2 separate regions of the Homo sapiens genome follow, and region 1 is linked to region 2. A link is an interaction called in ENCODE POLR2A ChIA-PET data of the cell type or tissue named here. Cell type or tissue: A673. All regions are shown on one strand. Each heading gives the region's core, and the rest is flanking DNA. Links, peaks and the distances in the headings are about the cores only.

Region 1 (2,808 bases), core at 132-2,631, 62 kb before region 2:
GAACGAGACTTACTGGGGTAGATGGTGGTAGAACAAGAAAGTTAGGACTATAGAAAGAACTGACTTAGACTAAGATAGAGGACTGCAATGACTTGCATGCAAATTACATTTAGACACAAAGTAGGATTTCCTAGATCTTCACTGTTCTTTGTTTCAGCTTCATTTCACAATATTTGAGATAGGGCAATACTGGGCCATTCTGGGGTCTTTGCACTCTAGTTTCTAGTTCATGGGGTATTAGTGTTTGGGACTTGCTTCTTACACCTAGGGAAGAAATATATCTAAGGCCAAGCTGGACTAATAAGCAGAGGGATGAGGGAGCCTGGGAGGTAACATGAGAATGTAAACTACAGCAGAAAAGACTGCAGACACATGGGCTTTCCAGCTACCAGAGAATACTTCAGGATAAAGTATGGGGCTCTCCTCAAAAAGAGCTCTATTCGTGTGAGAAGGGAGTAAGTGAAGATCTCAGCACAGCTCTGCTCGGAGTATTAAGGTGACTTTTTTTTTTTTTTTTTTTTTTGAGACAGGGTCTTACTCTGTCGCCCAGGCTAGAGAGCAGTGGCGCGATCTCGGCTCGCCGCAACCTCCGCCTCATGGGTTCAAGCGATTCTCCTGCCTCAGCCTCCCTAGTAGCTGGGATTACAGGCACCCGCCACCATACGTGGCTAATTTTTGTATTTTTAGTAGGGACCGGGTTTCACCATGTTGGGCAGGCTGGTCTTGAACTCCTGACCTCAGGTGATTCACCCGCCTCAGCCTCCCAAAGTGCTGGGATTACAGGCTTGAGCAACCATGCCTGGCCTTAAGGTGACTTTTAAACATAGTCACCTTAATGACAATGGCCAGGCATGGTGGCTCATGCCTGTAATCTCAGCACTTTAGGAGGCCAAGGAGGGAGGATCACTTGAGCCCACAAGTTTGAGACCAGCCTAGGCAACATAAGCAAGACCCTATCTCAAAATAATAATAATAACAATACATTTTTTAAAAATTAAAAGAAAGAAATAAAACAGAATACTGAAGTTCTGGTTTAGAACAGGACTGATTCTTAGGCTAATGACCTTCCTGGTCTCCACAGATGCAAAACTTCACTTAAACTCTAGTTGGTACCAACATTTACCAGTCCAGCAACAGAAGGAGAAGGATACAGCCCTTTTGAGTCATGGAAAACAAAGACACATTTGGAGTCTTTGTGTTTCGTGGCATATGTATGGAAGGGGTCTTGAGTGTTATTTCTTTTTTCCGCAAACCCCAACACATAAATAGGTGTTTATGGGTCCACATAGTTGGTCAGATGATGGTGGAAGTTATAATCTTTTCAAGTTCCAATATATAGATGTAATGGAAAAAAATGCCTTGTTAATTACACATGGACATAGAGGGAGATGGGGTACAGTAGAAATGTGGTATGAAATAAAAGATTCTACTGACAATGTTCAGGAAGCAGAGGAAGAAATATAAAGCAAAAAACCCCCAAGCTGACTCAGTAGTTATTTGGCAAAACCTTTGCTCAAGGTTCTTCTTTCCCTACAACTAACAAATGAGAAATGGGGGAGAGAGTGGCATGTCTCCAAAAACTGATCCTTCCTGCCACCCACAGCACAAGAGACATGACGGTACATCTAAAGTTTGCTTGAATCAGAGTGGAGAGGACTCTGACACTGAGTGGTGACTCACCTGTGAGATCATGTGATTATTCAAGGGTGGCTGTTGCTGAGGCGTGGGTGGGAGAGCAGGAAGTTGCTGCTGCTGCTGCTGCTGTTGCTGCTGGGCAGTACAAGGGAGAAGCCCCCGGACAGACTGGGATGAGGTGACCTGGTTGCACACTTCTGGGGCACCTAGTGCCATACCTAAGGCAAAGAAGAAACCCACAAAAAGTTGTAAGCATAAGCCACGAACACATTATCCCTGGAAGCTTAGTCAGAGGGCTCTACTTTTTCTTTGCCTTTCCTCTTTATTCCCTTTTGTCCCCTCCCCCACTGTCTTTTGAAGATTCACAGATGAGCACAGATGCATTTCAGCTGCCTTGCTGATGCCAGTCCTCCTCTTTGCAGGCTTCTGCTCCCTAGGGACAGGAACCACCTTGACTGTCAAGTTTGGTTATGAAATTGAACAAAATGTGAGGCTGCTGAAGCACCTCCCCTGAAGTGTCTGGAATCTGTCCATCAAACTTAGATAGCTGAAAATATAAATGCTTACTTCCTGGGAAGGCACAGATTTTTGGTCTCTTAAGAGATCCGTCCTTTTGCTAGAGAGAGAGAGATCTGTCTTCTCTTTGCTTTCTTCTCAATTTGCAACATCTCTTATAAAAGTTGCTGAGGGCCGGGCGCAGTGGCTCATGCCTGTAATCCCAGCACTTTGCGAGGCTGAGGCGGGTGGATCACCTGAGGTCAGGAGTTTGAGACCAGCCTGGCCAACCAACATAGTGAAACTCCGTCTCTACTGAAAATATAAAAATTATCCGAGCTTGAGGGTGGGCGCCTGTAATCCCAGCTACCTGGGAGGCTGAGACAGGAGAATCGCTTGAACCCAGGAGGCAGAGGTTGCAGTGAGCTGAGATCGCGCCATGACACTCCAGCCTGGGCGACAAGAGCGAGACTCGGTCTCAAAAAAAAAAAAAAAAAAAATGTTGCTGAGAAAACTTCAAGCATACACATAACCTTTATCCAACTCATTTCCCCATTTCTAGGCTCTCCAAGGCATGAACTCATTCAACACAACATACTTTACTATGTGCCAAGCACTGTATAATGAACTAAAGACATAAAGATGAGTGAAACACAGTCCTTGCCCTTAACAGCACAG
Region 2 (2,808 bases), core at 79-2,578:
ATTAGAATTTTGTTCTAAACTACAATGTCAAGGAATTTTACATAACTACCTATTTTTTAGGTCTGAGAAACAGTGTACAAACTGTCTGTGCAAATAAGGCAGAAAAATTCCAAATCCAAAACTCAACCAAAATTATTCATGGATCCTGGTTCCAGAAACCTGCTCATGAGTTCTTTATCTTTCCTTATTTAGAAAACGTAATTAGGTAAAATTAACAGCAGGACATATAGGGTTAATTCAGGCACCCTGCTTCAGCAATTCTGACTTCGGTCTGACCCTATTTTAAAAGGAAACAAACAAAATTATAGCACCTTTAAAACATCCCACTTTGGCTTCAGCTCTATTCAATGGCACCCAGTTACCAACATCAAGTCACAGAAGGAAGAACGCACCGCTTCAGATGGATTTTTCTTCTTCCTTCTCTCCGTCCCCTCCCTCTCAGAAGAAAAAGACTGCAAACAAAATCACTACGTCACTGGAGGTAGAGGGAATCCCATCTCTGCACTCTTTAGAAGCCAAGGCCAGCAAATAAAAACAAGCCAATTATAAGAAAAAGTAATACAAAATAAGAATAAATAAACCCAGAAGAAATCCATGTGACAATCTCAACACATCAAAAGGCATTTTTTAGTAAAAAGGTTTTAACAAATGCCTCCTAGGATGTTCATAATCAAAAAATCTCCCCAGACATAGCAAAGGCTTATCACATTTAAAGACTAGGGGATAGTTACGTAAAGATATAGGACAGACAGGCACATTCACCAGCCAGGTGCGGATAGCTGGGTAATGACACAGTGAAGGATATTTATAGGGGAATCCCTGCTTCCTGCAATGTGCGTCAACAGCATCACCAAAGAGAACAGAAATCACCACTGTTCTCATAAGCTGCATCTGAATGAAGCATTGCTTGAAATAGTCATGGAAGAGGTAAAATCTGAATAGTGTAAAAGTTCTAGCAAACCTAATTTTTATAATATTTTAAAGATAAAAAACAGCAAATGAAAATGCCTAAAACACCTTCACAAAACTTAGCACTTCAAAATTCTCTAATTTCCCTAGTGTGTACTATACAGTTAAATCAGCCAAGATAGAAAAATATCTTTATAGCTTCTTTCTACCCAGTCTGTGGAGTTCAAGGACTTTTATATAAAAAAAGAAAATTATCCAAAACTCACCCCAGATGGATCTGTACTTACACCAACAGCGAGCTCACATTATTAATGGAGACTTCATTGTAAAGATCTGTTCTGCCGGAATTTTGCCGGAAGAAATTCCTTCTGGGAAACCTGTGCCTCTTCCCCCACCCACAGCCCTCTCCCGCCCCCTTCACCCTTGAATGAAATGATACTGATCCTTGCTGCTGGAGCTCCAGCTAACTAACTGCTCTGACAAGCAGCTCTGAAGCCGACCATGGCCCAGCTGTTCAGAGAGATATCATCCAGAGCTCTGCCAACAGTCACACTGGCACATACACTCACAGACACAGACACAGGCACACACAGACACACACACACACACACACAGAGGCTGTAAGAGCACCCCCTCCCACCTCCTCTTCTCGCTCTCATTCAAGTACTTCAGTGGCACGCCTGCCTCCACACTGCTCTGAGGATAGCTTTTAAAGACACAGCAGCAGCTCCTTTCTGCTACATATGTCGAAATACCAAAATAGTCTCTTTAGTGAATAACAAGTTGGAAATATGTATTGAATTAAAAGCTCACCTTTAAATTTACCTTACCTTTTTCTCACCTGCAAAATAACTGAGGTCAGGGATATGATCTTTGCCTAAAAGCTACTGGGCTGGACTTTAGAAATGTAAAATTAAGACCAAACCTTGTTATAGAGAATTTTCTTGCCAGCGAGCTATATTTAGTAAAATTGTTTTTCATTTTGGGGCAGAAGGCAGACAGCACAGGATACCAGTAGCTATCTATTCCTCTTCCTATTATTTGCCCCCAAAGGAAGGGAAAAATACTTTGGCTATAAAATGAGGGAATAAGGAAACCATGAAGGCATCTTACTGACAGAACTGATGAAAAAGGATGGTAATGGAGAGTGTAAGTACAGGGATGACAATAAGTAGATTAAAATAAAGAAATTGGTACAAAGGAGACCAGGAAAGAAAAGTAATTATTTGAGAAAGTATACATGGCTCTGGAACGGCAAGCTTAGATATGACCCTCGGGTCTTAATTTTTTTTTTTTTTTTTTTTTGAGACGGAGTTTCACTCTTGTTGCCCAAGCTAGAGTCCAATGGCGCGATCTTGGCTCACCACAACCTCCGCCTCCCGGTTCAAGCGGTTCTCCTGCATCAGCCTCCCGAGTAGCTAGGATTACAGACATGCGCCACCAGGCCCAGCTAATTTTGTATTTTTAGTAGAGACAGGGTTTCTCCAGGCTGGTCAGGCTGGTCTCGAACTCCCGACCTCAGGTGATCTGCCTGCCTTGGCCTCCCAAAATGCTGGGATTACAGACGTGAGCCACCGAGCCTAGCCTCGGATCTTAATTTTTAAGAGCCCAAGGAAGGATAGTAATAATCTCTATTGCTCAGGAAGTAATGAACATTACAGGCAGTGCATGATCTGCAACAGCAAAAAATAATGTATAGCTATGGTCAAGGCATCCTGATGAAAACAATAAAACCTGTCACAAAAACACATCTATTTATTCATTCAGACAAATACTTGTCTGGTTGGGTTATTACTATGGACAGGAACTAAGATAAGCTCTAGGAATAAGAGATAGACTCATGAAGGGTCTTACAAAAGGTTAAAAAAAAAAAAAAAAAAAAAACAGGTTCTGGCTTTT

Evidence for each region. ChIA-PET counts read pairs that join two places held together with the same protein. Peaks named below come from ENCODE experiments on the same cell type or tissue, not always from the same donor. Only the 100,000 strongest peaks of a DNase experiment are listed, where the experiment ranks them.
Region 1: POLR2A ChIA-PET joins it to region 2 with 15 read pairs; 6 of 35 experiments call an interaction of 5 or more read pairs at or near these places.

What each region holds. Positions count from the first base shown.
Region 1 is chr12:57,278,678-57,281,485 of GRCh38, forward strand. R3HDM2 (R3H domain containing 2) reads right to left here. Exons shown (of 24, transcript NM_001394031.1): 14 at 1,681-1,853. Among named protein-coding and RNA genes, the nearest start is that of STAC3, 29 kb to the left of the region's middle. RefSeq lists an enhancer at 1,103-2,302. In A673, for the core only: no CTCF peak of the experiment used is centred there; DNase peaks (open chromatin) are centred at 1,684 and 2,034; H3K27ac peaks cover 497 bases.
Region 2 is chr12:57,340,994-57,343,801 of GRCh38, forward strand. All of the region lies in intron 2 of R3HDM2 (R3H domain containing 2), which reads right to left. Among named protein-coding and RNA genes, the nearest start is that of R3HDM2, 89 kb to the right of the region's middle. In A673, for the core only: no CTCF peak of the experiment used is centred there; a DNase peak (open chromatin) is centred at 1,518; H3K27ac peaks cover 1,577 bases.